Linked DNA regions of Homo sapiens: all the other regions are linked to region 4. Evidence: read pairs that join two places in POLR2A ChIA-PET (ENCODE). Cell type or tissue: K562. All regions are shown on one strand.

What was found. Peaks named below come from ENCODE experiments on the same cell type or tissue, not always from the same donor. Only the 100,000 strongest peaks of a DNase experiment are listed, where the experiment ranks them.
Region 1: POLR2A ChIA-PET joins it to region 4 with 5 read pairs; 4 of 35 experiments call an interaction of 5 or more read pairs at or near these places.
Region 2: POLR2A ChIA-PET joins it to region 4 with 7 read pairs; 10 of 35 experiments call an interaction of 5 or more read pairs at or near these places.
Region 3: POLR2A ChIA-PET joins it to region 4 with 5 read pairs; 3 of 35 experiments call an interaction of 5 or more read pairs at or near these places.

What each region holds. Positions count from the first base shown.
Region 1 is chr17:6,997,529-7,001,528 of GRCh38, forward strand. It overlaps ALOX12 (arachidonate 12-lipoxygenase, 12S type), which reads left to right. Exons shown (of 14, transcript NM_000697.3): 3 at 981-1,062; 4 at 1,187-1,309; 5 at 1,425-1,528; 6 at 1,778-1,938; 7 at 2,808-2,951. All of the region lies in intron 2 of ALOX12-AS1 (ALOX12 antisense RNA 1), which reads right to left. Among named protein-coding and RNA genes, the nearest start is that of ALOX12, 3.5 kb to the left of the region's middle. In K562, no CTCF peak of the experiment used is centred here; a DNase peak (open chromatin) is centred at 1,573.
Region 2 is chr17:7,002,768-7,006,767 of GRCh38, forward strand. It overlaps ALOX12 (arachidonate 12-lipoxygenase, 12S type), which reads left to right. Exons shown (of 14, transcript NM_000697.3): 9 at 2,490-2,576; 10 at 3,091-3,260; 11 at 3,719-3,840. The region is part of intron 2 of ALOX12-AS1 (ALOX12 antisense RNA 1); the gene reads right to left. Among named protein-coding and RNA genes, the nearest start is that of ALOX12-AS1, 7.6 kb to the right of the region's middle. In K562, a CTCF peak has its summit at 2,209 (motif pointing left); a DNase peak (open chromatin) is centred at 2,174.
Region 3 is chr17:6,988,615-6,992,614 of GRCh38, forward strand. All of the region lies in intron 2 of ALOX12-AS1 (ALOX12 antisense RNA 1), which reads right to left. Among named protein-coding and RNA genes, the nearest start is that of ALOX12, 5.4 kb to the right of the region's middle. In K562, no CTCF peak of the experiment used is centred here; no DNase peak of the experiment used is centred here.
Region 4 is chr17:6,938,026-6,942,025 of GRCh38, forward strand. LOC124903906 (a long non-coding RNA gene) reads left to right here and starts at 3,609. Exons shown (of 2, transcript XR_007065595.1): 1 at 3,609-4,000. In K562, no CTCF peak of the experiment used is centred here; a DNase peak (open chromatin) is centred at 2,476; H3K4me3 peaks cover 2,597 bases.

The sequences.
Region 1 (4,000 bases), 60 kb after region 4:
GGAGGAATGAGGATGGCAAATAGTGAATTTTTTTTTTTTTTTTTTTTGAGATGGAGTCTTGCTTTGTTGCCCAGGCTGGAGTGCAGTGGTGCGATCTTGGCTCACTGCAACCTCCACCTCCTGGGTTCACGCCATTCTCCTGCCTCAGCCTCCCGAGTAGCTGGGACTACAGGCACCCCCCACCACACCCGGCTAATTTTTTATATTTTTTTTAGTAGAGATGGAGTTTCACCGTATTAGCCAGGATGGTCTCGATCTCCTGACCTCGTGATCCGCCCTCCTTGGCCTCTCAAAGTGCTGGGATTACAGGCTTGAGCCACCACGCCCGGCCCAAATAGTGAATTTTTAACCATGGGTAATGAGTAAAAGAGAGATGAATCCAGAGATGAGTGAGGGCAGTAGGGATGGAACATCAAATCTATGACTTTGAGACAGGTGAGTGTAAATGCAGAAAAGACCCAGAATAAGTCCATAGATACAGATTATGATAGTAAATCCAGAAAGATGAGGTTTAAAAAAAAAAAAGCAAATGTAGAATCTTTTGAGGACAGGTGAAGGCGTGGCAGGTGAGGTTTAAGATGTGAAATTAATCAAAGCAATCTGTAGTAGACAGTAGGTGTAGGTGTATAGGTGACTAAGATTTCATCACCTTAATTAAGGTGATTTTTTTCCAACCATAGATATTGATGAAGTAAGGCCAGGTAGGGGAAGATGAGTGAAGGAGCAAGAAATGGTGGCAAACAGGAGGTTTTTATCTACAGGCAAAGGATGAGGGCTGAAATAAGAGAAAGCAGGAGTGCAAAGTTGGCAAAGATGGGATAAACGTGTCTGGTGGATAATCAAATGAGGCAAAGCCAGAGATAAAAGCAACAGTGCATGGCTGAAAACATGGAATACGGCTAACCACAGGGAGATGAGGACAAGAGGCGGGCATAGGACCAGACAGAGCCGTGAGGCCAATTGTCTTGATGTCTCCCCAGCCCGCCTGCCAGGAGACAATGCTTTGGACATGTTCCAGAAGCATCGAGAGAAGGAACTGAAAGACAGACAGCAGATCTACTGGTGACCACCCACCCCTTAAACTAACCCCGCCACCACTGTCCCACCCCTTCCCTGCCCCTGCCCCTGCCCCTGGCCCCATCACTGACCATGACATCCTTCCTGAAGCTTTGTCCCCAACTCCTAGCTGGGCCACCTGGAAGGAAGGGTTACCCCTGACCATCGCTGCAGACCGTAAGGATGATCTACCTCCAAATATGAGATTCCATGAGGAGAAGAGGCTGGACTTTGAATGGACACTGAAGGCAGGGTGAGAAAAAGGCTAGACCTCGGAGTGAAATAAGGGCTGGGAGGGCCAAGAATGATGATAGACGGTGAGGGACTGAGGGATCAGCTGATGAGTTAAGCCTCAATACCTGTCCTAGGGCTCTGGAGATGGCCCTCAAACGTGTTTACACCCTCCTGAGCTCCTGGAACTGCCTAGAAGACTTTGATCAGATCTTCTGGGGCCAGAAGAGTGCCCTGGCTGGTCAGTGGTTCCCCGAGGTCTCCATAATCCCTTAATGGCCCCTCTGGATGACTCATCACACTCCACAGTCCCCCGTAACTCTTTGCAAGAAGAGACCTTATCATATCTGGTCAACTCAGAGAGGCCTTGAGAATGAAAACGCAGAAGCTGGGTTCAGGGAGGGTTATATACCTGAACCCCTGGGGTAGATTTTGGAGAAGGGATATGCAGGCTGTGGTACATATATCCTCCTTTCACCGCCCACCAAAGAGAAGGTTCGCCAGTGCTGGCAGGATGATGAGTTGTTCAGCTACCAGTTCCTCAATGGTGCCAACCCCATGCTGTTGAGACGCTCGACCTCTCTGCCCTCCAGGCTAGTGCTGCCCTCGGGGATGGAAGAGCTTCAGGCTCAACTGGAGAAAGAACTTCAGGTACCTCTCCTTCCCCTGCCTGGCACTGTTCTCTCCTTAGTAGTGTGGTGAGAACGGACAGAGAGAATCCAAACTGAGTCAGAGGAAGGCTGCAGTACTGCATTGCCCCTTGGTGCAGTCCTGTGCTGGAAAAATACAGAAATAAAATATGTAGGGGAAGAAACTATGAGGAGCTCCCAGCAGGAAGGGGAAAATAGAATGGATCCCCAGCACACAGAGAGGGGCTGGAGATGTTAGCAGGAACAGTGACATTGCCTGGCCGCAGTGTTCTGGACTCCAGTGTTCATGGGCAGGGAGAAAAGTGAGGAAGTGCCATCAGGTGGGGAGAATCGGGGAGGCTTTCTAGAAAAAGAGAGCGGGGTTTGGAAGCAATGGACTGTACTGAGGACAAGCCTAGGCAAAATGTGTGCGTATGCATGTGTGTGCTGTATGCGGTGGCAGGGGTAGTAGGGGAAGCTCTCTGGAATATTTGGCAGAGGATGTGAGATTTGAATAGGGAATGAAAGAGCATTTGCTGAGCTGATAGGAGCCAAAACCAGAGCGCAGACCATTCGGGAATGATCAGAAAGGGGCCTGGCCATTTGACAGGTGGTCAGTTTACAATGCCTGTGATGCCAACTGGATTGAGCAGGCCTGGTTCCAAACCCAGATCTGCCACCACATCCACACACAAGACATCTACCCTCACCAGACTGTTTCTTCACTTTAAGATGAGAGGAACTGGACCAGGGGCTCTAGTTCTCCCAACAGGGCTCCGGTACTGATGCAGGAGAATGGCAAGAAGCTAGACTAAATCTCTTGCCCTTTGCCCCGGCCCCCTGGGGGTAGACTTTGAACTCTAAAAATGGATACATCCCTCCTGTCCCCAGAATGGTTCCCTGTTTGAAGCTGACTTCATCCTTCTGGATGGAATTCCAGCCAACGTGATCCGAGGAGAGAAGCAATACCTGGCTGCCCCCCTCGTTATGCTGAAGATGGAGCCCAATGGGAAGCTGCAGCCCATGGTCATCCAGGTAAGGGCCCCAGACCTCTCCCACAACGTTGCACTCTGTTCACCTCAACCTCTGCTCCCAGGGACCCAACCCCCAGCTCTTGGCTCCCAAACCCCATCCTCACTCAGTGAGACTTGTCTTCATGTCACTATTTGCCTGTACCCTCGTCTCCCCTGCCTCATCCAACTAGAATTACTTTTTCAAGAGTCAAAATGGCCTCCTGGAGTTCTCATCCTGTATCCAATGGTCCTCACACTTCAGTGTGCATCAGAATCACCTGAATGCCTGTTGAAATGCAGATTTCTGGATCCCATGACCAGACTTTCTGATTCAGTATGTCTGGGGTGGGAACTAAGAGTTTGCGTTTTTATAAGTTCCAAAGTGATGCTGACACTACCAGTTCAGGACTACACTTTCAGAATCACTATCTCATCTCTCAGTGGCCTCTGGCTCTGAACCCTCGCCATCTCTTGAATATCTTTTCTCGCAATTTCTTTTTTTTTTTTGAGACAGAATCTCACTGTGTCACTCAGGCTGGAATACAGTTGTGTGATCTTGGCTCACTGCAACCTGCGCCTCCTGGGTTCAAGCAATTCTCCCACCTCAGTCCCTCCAGTAGCTGGGACCACAGGCATGTGCCACCATGTGGGCCTGGCTAATTTTTGTATTTTTTGTAGAGATGGGGTTTCGCCATATTGCCCAGGCTGGTCTTGAACTTCTGGGCTCAAGTAATCTGCCTGCCTCGGCCTCCCAAAGTGCTGGGATTACAGGTGTGAGCCACTGCACCTGGCCTTCTCTCACTATTCTTAACAGTCAGGTGACAAGAACTGTCAATAATCTTACACCTCCTACTTCTCCTTCACATTCCACCACCATCTGAGCGCCGACCCCAAAGCAGCAGGTTTCTCCCACACCACTGTTAGGGCCTCCTTCTGGACCCCCTTCTTCCAGTCCCTCCTGCCTTCCACCTGACATCAGGGCACTCCAGCTAGCGAGCGGCAGGCTGGGAGGGTTCACAGTCCTCCTGCTAGACTATAACCTCCTAGAAGGCAATAATCTTACTTAGTCAT
Region 2 (4,000 bases), 65 kb after region 4:
TGGCAGAGGGAGCACAAAAATGATACAAGCTTACAAACCAGAGTAATTGTCAGAAACAGTAAAGTTAGAAGAAACCAGAGTCAGCAAAAATGAGGTGTTTGGTTTTAGGTACATGGAGTTTGATGTATTGGCAAGATATGCAAGTATGTCCTGGGTAAAAACAACCAAATTGTGTTTCAGCTGGGGGCCTCCACCAAGACCCCCCAAGCCTGGCCAGTATAGCTGTGCCGCCTCTGGAATTTTCCCCTTCGGTAACATAGACAAGATGGAGACCAGTCTGATGAATGGAATCTTGGATTTCATTCATCTCATGCTGTCTCCTGCTTCCCCATCCTCTGCTCCACACGAACAAGTGAAGCCTCTATTCACACTTACAATTCCGTTTCCTAGTTCAGTCCTCTCCGTGTCTCCACTCACCACAGTAATGCCATGCCCCAGCGGACAGCTGAGTTGCTGGCAGATGCACACAAGGGTCAAGCCTGCACATGTCTTAACAGTGGCCTATGCAGGCTCTGACTTTGGATTGCTGGGGTCTTAGTCCTGAACCCCGGCCTCAATAATTTCCAGATGTCCTCACATGTTCCATCGTGAGGTTATTAAAGGTTAAAATGACTTAATGGTGTGACACAAGCTAAATGCTACAAAAAACATTAGTTCTTGCAAATTTTTTTTTTTCAGAGACAAGTTCTCACTCTGTCACCCAGGCTGGAGTCCAGTGGCGTAATCATAACTCACTGCAGCTTCAAACTCCTGGGCTGAAGCGATCCTCTAACCTCAGCCTTCAGAGTAGCTGGGACTACAGGTGTGCACCACCATGCCTGGCTAATTTTTTTTATTTTTTGTAGAGACAGGGTTTCACTATGTGGCCCAAGCTAGTCTCAAATTCCTGGGCTCAAGCGATCCTCCTGCCTCAGTCTCCCAAGTAACCTGGATTGCAGGCACATGCCGCCACACCCAGCTAGTTCTTGCAATTATTATTATTAAGGACTGTTTATCCTTAGGCATCCTTTCTCCTCATGTGGACTTTGGCCTTTCCGTGACATTTGGCATCTTTCATGAATCTTCTGAAAAGCTTCAGGTTAATGTGAGCTGCTTTGGTATCTTAACACCAAAGGTGTCATTGGGGTCATTGCCAGTGTCCAGCATCAACAATTCAGACAAGCACCAAAACTGCTTGAAACCTGCATGTTAACTATGTGGAAAGGAAGACAAACAGTCTAAGATAAAAAGAAACGCATGTAAGGACCATGCCTTTTTTAATAGCTAAGGAAAATATTTTAATATTTTTAATTTAATAAATTTTAATTTATTAAAATTAAAATTTTAATTTAATATTAAATTAAAATTTTAATTTTAATTTTAAATAAATAATTAAAATTTAAATAAATTTAAATTTAAAATTTAAATTTAATTTTAAATAAACATTTAAATTTTTAATTTTAATATTAAATTAATTTAATTTAATATTAATTTAACTTAATTTAATTTAATATTAATTTAACTTAATTTAATTAATTTAATATTAAATTAAATTTTAATATTTTTAATTTTAATATTAATTTAATATTAAATTAAATTTTAATATTTTTAATTTTAATATTAATTTAATTTAATTTAATTTAATATTAATTAATTTAATTTTAATTTTAATTGCTTCAATATTAAATTAAATTTTAATATTTTTATTTTAATATTAAATTAAAATTTTAATTTAAAATTAAATATTTAATATTAAATTAATTTAAATTTAATATTAAATTTTAATAGCTAAGGAAAATATTTTAATATTAAAAAAAGACCATGGCCTTTTTTCAATAGCTAAGGAAAAGCAGGAGAAGAGGGGCCCAACAGTGCTTAAGTAGGGGTGGAGAAAGATTTGCTTAAACAGGTAGCTGAATATAGCTCTTCTAGTTCTGACAGAAAGTATTCTCCCCATCCATCCCCTAAAGAAACCCCCAACTGTGAAACAACTAAAAGATGGAGATGCAGCTTTGATCATAAGCAGAGAGGCTAGTTTAAGAGGATGTGAATGACAGAGGAGGTAGCAAAGAAAATCAGAAAGGGCTGATTCATAAGGCACCTATACTCAAGGTAGAAACAATGAAGCAGACAGCTACTATTCCAGGACTCTTATGTGTAATAGACACTCTCCAACATCACTTAGGTGAGCATCACCACAGCCCCTGAGATAAGAGAGTCTATTGCTGCCCCCTGTTGACAAATGAAGAGATTGCAGATTAAAAGGTTATTAACTTGGCCAAGTCTCAAATGAGGAGTAAAGTGTAGGTTAAAATCCTGGTCAGTCTGGCTCCAGGGCCCAACTCACAGGGAAGTTGGAGAGCACAAGAGTGAGTGATCAGAACAGCAGGAGATCAGCCTGTAAAGGAAAGCATCAAGAGGAGAAGGCGCCATGCTGGGTGCCAGGCCCTACCAGGAAGGACCCAAGCATGGCCTCCACCAGTCACGCCCTCCAATCTCCTCCTCTCCAGTTCCTGATCCCCCATATCCGCTACACCATGGAAATCAACACCCGGGCCCGGACCCAACTCATCTCAGATGGAGGAATTTTTGATAAGGTGAGGAGGGTACGGGGCATGGGACTGCCTCATCCATCTCTCCATGATCTGCCACTTTCAGGATCCAAGATCAACTATGTGTGAATGTCCTCACTCTTAACCTATGAACCTGTCCCTTTTATACCCATGTCTTTTTTTTTTTTTTTTTTTTTTTTGAGACAGAGTCTAGCTCTGTCGCCCAGGTTGGAGTGCAGTGGCGCCATCTCGGCTCACTGCCATCTCCGCCTCCTGGGTTCAAGCGATTCTCCTGCCTCAGCCTCCCGAGTAGCTGGGATTACAGGCGCCCGCCACCATGCCCAGCTAATTTTTATATTTTTAGTAGAGATGGGGTTTCACTGTGTTGGCCAGACTGGTCTCGAACTCCTGACCTCATGATCCACCCACCTCAGCCTCCCAAAGTGCTGTATACCCATGTCTTAATATCTGAAAATCCCACATTTGCCCCACTTTATGGAAGATGTGTTGGTTCTCCAGCCCTGTTTCCCCCTCTAAGACCTGTGATCTCCTGTCCCAGGCAGTGAGCACAGGTGGAGGGGGCCATGTACAGTTGCTCCGTCGGGCGGCAGCTCAGCTGACCTACTGCTCCCTCTGTCCTCCTGACGACCTGGCTGACCGGGGCCTGCTGGGACTCCCAGGTGCTCTCTATGCCCATGATGCTTTACGGCTCTGGGAGATCATTGCCAGGTGAGTAAGGAGGAGCTGAGAAATGGTGGGGCCGGGGGGGGGGGGGGCTCTGGCCTGAGGCCAGCATGGGGCAAAAGCAAGAAGGTCCAGAAAGGAGAAGCAGAGAACTCAATCCTGGGGAGAGATGAGGAAAAGTGAGGACACAGTGGGTGGCTCTGAAAATGAGGAGACTGGGATGAGGCAGAGAGAGGAGGTGAGGGGAGCTGTGGGGGGAGACTGGGGGAGGTGTCTGGAAAAATCAGGATTTTCTGACGATGTATGACAGCAACCATGCGAATTCCTAGAACTAAGGACCCACATCTTCCATGAGATGCTAGTGTGTTTAGAGGGCTGAGGATGTCCCAAAGGCGAGGTGTCTTCCCAGATACTGTGGAAGCATTGGGCAGATGCCACAGAAAGAGGAATAGAGGTCAGAGGCGGGGGCTTTCTGCCCTCAAGTGCCTTTTCCCCCTGGGCAGGTATGTGGAGGGGATCGTCCACCTCTTCTACCAAAGGGATGACATAGTGAAGGGGGACCCTGAGCTGCAGGCCTGGTGTCGGGAGATCACGGAGGTGGGGCTGTGCCAGGCCCAGGACCGAGGTAAGATCCATTCTAGAGACAGAAGAAGCTCCTGGGAGACTCTGCCAGGGCGCCTTCCCAGCCCTGCCCTTCTGGGGACAGGACCCCAGCCTCTCATCACGCCTCCCTTCCTCCCTCCACACGGGAAAGCATGTGTATCCCATTCCCACCTCCTCCGACT
Region 3 (4,000 bases), 51 kb after region 4:
AGTGGCTTGGTGTGCTTCTCACAGTAGTGAGTTCTCACTCTCATGAGCCTGGATTGATTCTCGGGGAAATGAATTCATTCCCATGAGTGTGTGTTGTTATAAAGCCAGGGTGCCCCTTGGGTTTGGATCCTCTTCGCAGGTGCTCATTTCCCCTTTGACCTTTTCCACCATGTTTTAACTCATCACAAAAGCCTTCACTGGCCAGGCGCAGTGGCTCATGCCTGTAATCCCAGCACTTTGGGAGGCCAAGGTGGGCGGATCACGAGGTGAAGAGATCGAGACCACCCTGGCCAATATGGTGAAACATGGTATCTACTAAAAATACAAAAATTAGCTGGGCGTAGTGGCGCTCGCCTGTAGTCCACCTACTTGGGAGGCTGAGGCAGGAGAATCGCTTGAACCCAGGAGGTGAAGGTTGCCGAGAGCCAAGATGGCACCACTGCACTCCAGCCTGGTGACAGAGCAAGACTCCATCTCAAAAAAAAAAAAAGAAAGTGAGATAGCCTTATTACTGATATGGAGAAAGTTTTAGTGGTCCGGATAGAAGATTAAACCATCCACAACATTCCCTTAAACCAAGCCTAATCCAGAACAAGGCTCGAACTTTCTTCAAATCTGTTAAGGGTGAGAGAGATAAGGAAGCTGCAGGAAGCTAGCAGAGTTGGCTCATGAGGTTTAAGGAAAGTAGCCATCTCCATAACATAAGAGTGCAAGGTGAAGCAGCAAGTGCTGATGGAGAAGCTGCAGCAAGTTATCCAGAAGATCCAGCTAAGATCACTGAAGAAGGTGGCAACACTAAACAACGGATTTTCATTGTAGTTTAAAGTCTTATATTGGAGGAAGATACCATCTAGGACTTTCATAGCTGGAGAGGAGAAGTCAATACCTGCCTTCAAAACTTCAAAGGAAGGCTGGACGCAGTGGCTCACACCTGTAATCCCAGCACTTTGGGAGGCTGAGGCAGGTGGATCACAAGGTCAAGAGTTCGAGATCAGCCTGGCCAACATGGTGAAACCCCATCTCTACTAAAAATACAAAAATTAGCCAGGCATGGTGGCACATGCCTGTAGTCCCAGCTGCTCGGGGGGCTGAGGCAGGAGAATCACTTGAACCTGGGAGGCGGAGGTTGCAGTCAGCCAAAATCGTGCCACTGCACTCCAGCCTGGGTGACAAAGCGAGACTCTGTCTCAAAAACAACACAAAAAAAAACTTCAGAGGGCAAGCTGACTCTCATGAGAAGCTAATGCAGCTGGTGACTTTAAGCTGAAGCCAGTGCCCATTTATCATTCTGAAAAGCCTAGGGCCCTTGAGAACTTGGCTAAATCTACTCTGCCTGTGTCTTTACATGGAACAACAAAGCCTGGATGACACATCTGCTTACATCATGATTTACTAAATATTTTAAACCCACTGTTCATACCTACTGCTCACAAAAACATTCCTTTCAAAAATGACTGTTCATGGAGAATGCACCTGGTCACCCAAGAGCTCTGATGGAGATGTACAGGGAGATTAATGCTGTTTTCGTGACTGCTAACACATCATTCATTCTGCAGCCCAAGGATCAGGAGTAATTTTGACCTGTCACTGTAATTATTTTAAAAAACAGGGCCGAGGCAGGTGTATCACCTGAGGTCAGGAGTTAGAGACCAGCCTGGCCATCATGGTGAAACCCCGTCTCTACTAAAAATACAAAACTTAGCTGGGCGTGATGGCAGGTGCCTGTAATCCCAGCTACTGGGGAGGCTGAGGCAGGAGAATCACTTGACCCCAGGAGGAGGAGGTTGCAGTGAGCCGAGATCACACCATTGCACTCCAGCCTGAGCAACAGAGCAAGACTCTGTCTAAATAAATAAATAAATAAATAAAAATAAACAGGGGCCCAGACATGGTGGCTCATTCCTGTAATCCCAGTGCTTTAGGAGGTCAAGGCAGGAGGATCACTTGAGCCCAGGTATTCAAAACAAGCTGAATAACATAATAACATAGTGCAACCTCATCTCTCTACAAAAAATTTAAAAATTAGCCAATGCAGTGGTGTGCACCTGCAGTCCTAGCTACTCACAAGGCTGAGCCAGGAGGCCCACTCGAACCAAGGAGCTCAGGGTTGCAGTGAGCTATGATCACACCACTGTACTCTAGCCTGGGCAACAGAGACTCTGGCTCTAAAATTTAAAATAATAATAATAATAAAGTAACAAAGAAACAAATACATTTCATAAGGCTATATAGCTGCCATAGATAGATCTGGGCAAAATGAACTGAAAACCTTCTAGAAAGGAGTCACCATTTAGATGCCATTAAGAAAATTCATGATTGAGGCCAGGCACTGTGGCTCATGCCTGTAATCCTAGCACTTTGGGAGGCTGAGGCAGGCGGATCACCTGAGGTCAGGAGTTCGAGACCAGCTTGGCCAACATGGTGAAACCCCGTCTTTTTTTTTCCTGAGACAGAGTCTCACTGAGTGGCCCAGTCTGGAGTGTAGTGGCATGATCTCGGCTCACTGCAACTTCCACTCCCAGGTTAAAGCAATTCTCCTGCCTCAGCCTCCCAAGTAGCTGGGATTACAGGCACCCACCACCACACCCAGCTAATTTTTGTATTTTTTAGTAGAGACAGGGTTTCACCACGTTGGCCTGGCTGGTCTTGAACTCCTGATCTCACATGATCCACCTGCGTCAGCCTCCCAAAGTGCTGGGATTACAGGTGTGAGCCACCGCACCTGGCCTGAAACCCATCTCTACTAAAAATACAAAAATTAGCCAGGCGTGGTGGCGGGCACCTGTAATCCCAACTACTCGGGAGGCTGAGGCAGGAGAATCGCTTGAACCCAGGAGGTGGAGGTTGCGGTGAGCAGAGATTGTGCCACTGTACTCCAGCCTGGGCAACAAGAGCAAGACTCAGTCTCAGAAAAAAGAAAAAGAAAAAAGAAAATTCATGATTCAATGGAGGAAGCCAAAATATCAACATAACAGGAGTTTGGAAGAAGTTGATTCCAACCCTTATGGATGACTACAAGGGGTTCAAGACTTCTTGGAGGAACTAACTGCAGATGTAGTAGAAATTGAAAGAGAACTAGAATTAGAAGTGGAGCCTGGGACGGGCACGGTGGCTCACGCCTGTAATCCCAGTACTTTGGGAGGCCGAGGAGGGCAGATTACCTGAGGTCAGGAGTTCGAGACCAGCCTGCCCAACAAGACAAAACCCCATCTCTACTAAAAGTATAAAAATTAGCCAGGCATGGTGGCGGGTGCCTGTAATCCCAGCTACTCAGGAGGCTGAGGCAGGAGAATCACTTGAACCTGGGAGGTAGAGATTGCAGTGAGCCAAGATCATGATTCTATCTCAAAAAAAAAAAACACACACAGAAGGTAAATTGTTCTGCAAAGAGAGGTAATGGGAATGTGGGAGTTGGCTTGGCTACTGGCACAGACAGCAGGGAATCGGGAGTTTGAAAGAAGATTTACATTTGGCATACACGTGTGCCCACGTGGCCTTTCCTACTGCAAAGGGTGCTGACAAAATCAAGCCCCTGATCCTTCCTGTGGCATACATAAGAACAAAATGGTAGTTGTTAGGGACAAATCAAAATTTAAAAATAAAATGGCCAGGTGCAGTGGCTCACCCCTGTAATCCCAGCACTTTGGGAGGGAGGCCAAGGCCAGCGGATCACTTGAGCCCAAGAGTTTGAGACCAGCTTGGGCAACATGGCAAAACCCCATCTCTACAAAAAATACAAAAATTAGTCGGGCATGTTGGCACGGGCCTGTAGTCCCAGCTACTGGGGAGGCTGAGGCAGTATAATCAATCACCTGAACCTGGGAGATCAAGGCTGCAGTGAGCCGTGATGGCGCCTTTGCACTCCAGTCTGGGTGACAGAGTGAGACCCTGTCTAAAAACAAAACAAAACAAAAGGCTGCTAGTCAGTTTGGGCTACTATAACAAAACACTGGCCAGGCGCGGTGGCTCACGCCTGTAATCTCAGAACTTTGGGAGGCCA
Region 4 (4,000 bases):
AAAATACAAAATATTAGCTGGGCGTGCTGGCGGGCGCCTGTAGTCCCAGCTACTCGGGAGGCTGAGGCAGGAGAATGGCGTGAACCCGGGAGGCGGAGCTTGCAGTGAGCCAAGATCGTGCCACTGCACTCCAGCCTAGGCGATAGAGAGAGACTCCGTCTCAAAAAAAAAAAAAAAAACACACACACACACACATAAAAACAAACTAATAGCCTTCGTATAGGCTTATATTAAATTTTGCTCTAGGGGTATTACAGATTTTTAAGAGAGCTATGGGCAGTAAGCTGACCCAAGCTTCTGATGTTTCCTGATCGAACTTAGCTAACGATCCTTTTAGAGGTTGATTAGCCCTTTCTACTTTCCCAGAGGATTGAGGCCTCCATGCTGAATGTAAATAGTATTTGATTCTGAGAGCCTTAGCAACTACTTGAGTTATCTGGGAGATAAAGTATGGGCCGTTATCACTTTGGAGACGCTGAAGTAACCCAAACTGGGGGATTATTTCTTTTAAGAGAACCTTATAACCACAGTAGCCTTCTCTGATCTGGTAGGATAAGCTTCGACCCAACCAGTAAAGATATCTATTAGCACTAACAAAAACTTATAACCTCTGCCAGCTGGCATATGTGTGAAGTCTAATCGCCCATCTTTTCCTGGGTATGTTCTATCAGCGTCCTCTAATACAACTCCCCTCTGGACTGGTTCTATTACAGGAGGCATTCTGTTTCCTGGGCTGTTCAGTGCACACAGTGAGCAGGTTTGACAGACATGCTTAACCACAGAAGCTAAGTTAGGCTCAATGAAGAGCCTGTTAACCACGGCCAGGGTGGCTTCTCTCCCCATATGCAAAGAGTCATGCAGAGTTTTTCTAATTCTCCATCAGGCTGCTTGAGGGAGATGTGGTTTTGATGCCATGTACCACCAGCATCCTGGGTTTTGTCCCCCTTGCTCCTTTATTAACTGTTCTTCCTGTGGTGTGTATTCAGGCTCCATTGGGGAATCACAGAAAAGAAGTAGAGCTGGAATCTGTTGGGATTGCACCCTGAGAACTACAGCTTTCGCTTCTCTATCAGCCTTTCTGTTTCCTTGTGCTATAAGGGTTAAGGCCCTTTGATGCTCCCTGCAATGAATTACAGCTACAGCCTTTGGCAGGTGTATTGCTTCCAAAAGCTGCAGAATTTCAGGCCTATGCTTTACAGGGGAGTGTTTGCTAGTTAGCAGCCCTCTTCCTTTCCAGATTGTAGCATGAGCATGGCAAGGGTTACCTGGTCCGGTGGAACCTCCCTTACTTCATCATCACTTACTGCCTTAGTTATTCCCTTTCTCATTCCTCCAAGGAGAGCCTCAAGAAATTTAGCCCAGTTTTTCGTTCCCACGAGAGCATTAGAGTCTCAATTAGGATCAGTTGTGGGGACTGTGTCTGGGCCCAGGTGATTGCCCTGAGGGTTTTGGGCAAATAAATCGTCTGCTTCCCAGTGGGCAGCCTCAAAAGATTCATTCCTTTTCAAAGGGGGTGCAAGAGGTTGCTAGAATGAATTGAACATTTCTCTGTGAGAGATCGAAGGCTGAGGTCAAAGTTTGGAACCCATCTGCTAATTTCCTGGGATTCTTAGAAGAGCTTCCTAGCTTTCCCTGACACCGTTGTATATCAGTTATAGAGAAGGTGGCCTGCACTAGGACTGGCCCCTCGGCTCCTGCTACTTCCTGAAGGGGTAGCAGGGCTGGAGGGAGAGTGGAATGTAGTGTCCCCTCCGAGCGTGAGGGGGACCTAGTAGGGTGTCCAGGGTTTGGGTTTTAGCCTCAGGAGCACTTGGCAAGGGGCTACGTGGGGGCGGTTATGTTCACCCTGAGAGACAGGTGGCCCTTATAAAAGGGGGTCATCTATACTATCTAGTCCTGTCTTTGGACTTTCTTTGCGGAGATGATTAGGTTTTGGCGTAGGGCCGTGAAGGCCTGTACATATGGTATTTCTGACCATTTGCCCTGCCAGGAAACAGCTGCTGCAAGACTGAAAAGAAAAGGACTCAGGTCCCTCACCCAAACCGGGTGGTGGTGATCAGGCGCTTCCACACGGAACCCTTTCAGTTTCCCTGGAGAGTGGCCCCAACCACAAACCTGCGGTTGCCTCCATGCCTAGGCACTGTCCACCGAGAGTCCCGAGTTGGAAAGGAAAAGAGAGAGAAAGAGGACAAAAAGGAAAATAAATCCCAAACGTTGGGCTTACCTCCTGGCTGGCTCACCAAAATACGTTACCAGCTGAAGGGTAGTTGGCCAGGTTCTTGGCGTTTTGAACTGAGAATTGGACAAAACACACAAAGCAAGGCAGGGAAAGCAGAGATTTACTCCAACAGAGGACAGTGGGCTCAAGCAAGCAGCTCCAAAGCCTGTTACTGAATTTTCTGAGGTTTAAATACCCTCTAGAGGGTTCCCATTGGCCCCCGACCAGTCTGATTGGTTGCAGGAGGGGACCAATCAGAGGTACTTTCATTTTTCAACTGCCTCGCAGAAAAAAGGAGGGGTTGAAAAGGGATGAATCGGGCTTGGGTTCCGAACCTAAGCCCAATTCAACCCCTCCTTTCCCTCATAAGCAGCATGAATCAGCCTTAGCTTCCCTGCCTCCAGACCCTATTCTCCTGCCTCAGTGGTAGTGTAGATCAGGCGAGGAAGTAGAAATTCTAATAGACAGTGGTGGGACAGGGAAGTGTCCATATGGAAAAAAATGGACCTTTATATCATACGTAAATAAATTTCAAGTAGATTAAAGGTCTAAACATAAAAGGCAAAATTAAGCAATGCATATAGAAGTGTAAAACTATAAACATTTGCAAGGAAGTGATTGTCACACGTTTGGAGAGTGGTTACTTCCGGGAAGAGGAAGAGGTTTGTTGCAGGTAGGGGATGGAGTGGGGAAAGGGACTCTGTCCATATTCTAACTCTTGGACTGGGTTGTAGCTATCTGGGTACTTTTTAATTTGCTTTAAATTATTTTTTAAATTGTATATAAATATGGTGGCCTTTTGTGTATTCTATACAGTCCACACTAAAAATGGTTAAGAAAAAAAGCATGACGTATTTAAAGATAACCACCACCGTAAGTCAAATCACTGAGTAACTTAAAGCTCACAAGTAATATTTAAGAGTACCCAGAAACTTGTTCTCCTCCTAGAAAATATATACAGTCAAAAAAAACAAGAGCCCTCAAAAGTGTTAGTCCAAACTGCACCATTATGTAAGTCTCCCGCCATTTCACAGACCTTGGTCAAAGTGGAACATTCCACGGGGGTTCGGACCGTGAGAAACAGCCTGCCTCTTATCTTATTCTGCTAGGAGAAAATGCAAGGAACACCACACTCCACCAGAACAAGGGCCAAACCGCCTGATCAAAGGAACATCTTATCAATATCCTATCAGGCAGCAAGCCATACTGCCCAGGCCCCTCCCGCCCATACCTATAAATACCCCAGCCTGTAAGCAGTGGGCACTGACACTAAGCTGGTCCCCCACCTCTATAAGTTTATCCTGGACATAAATGCCTGCATTTGCTGTTGAGCCATTTTCTCTCTCTCTCTCTCTCTCTCTCTCTCTCTCTCACTCTCTCTCTCTTTTTTTTTTTTTTTTTTTTTTTTTGAGATGTAGTTTCCCTCTTATTGCCCAGGCTGGAGTGCAGTGGCACAATCTCAGCTCACCACAACCTCCGTTTCCCCGGTTCAAGCGATTCTCCTGCCTCAGCCTCCTGAGTAGCTGGGATTACAGGCAGGCGCCACAATGCCCGGCTAATTTTGTATTTTTAGTAGAAATGGAGTCTCTCCATGTTGATCAGGCTGGTCTCGAACTCCCCACCTCAGGTGATCCGCCCGCCTTGGCCTCCCAAAGTGCTGGGATTACAGGCGTGAGCCACTGTGCCCAGCCAAGTTGTTATTATCTAAGGACCTGAAATCAATAGAAAGGAATTGTCTGGGTTAAGATAAGGGGTTGTGGAGACCAAGATTCTGAGGTGGGA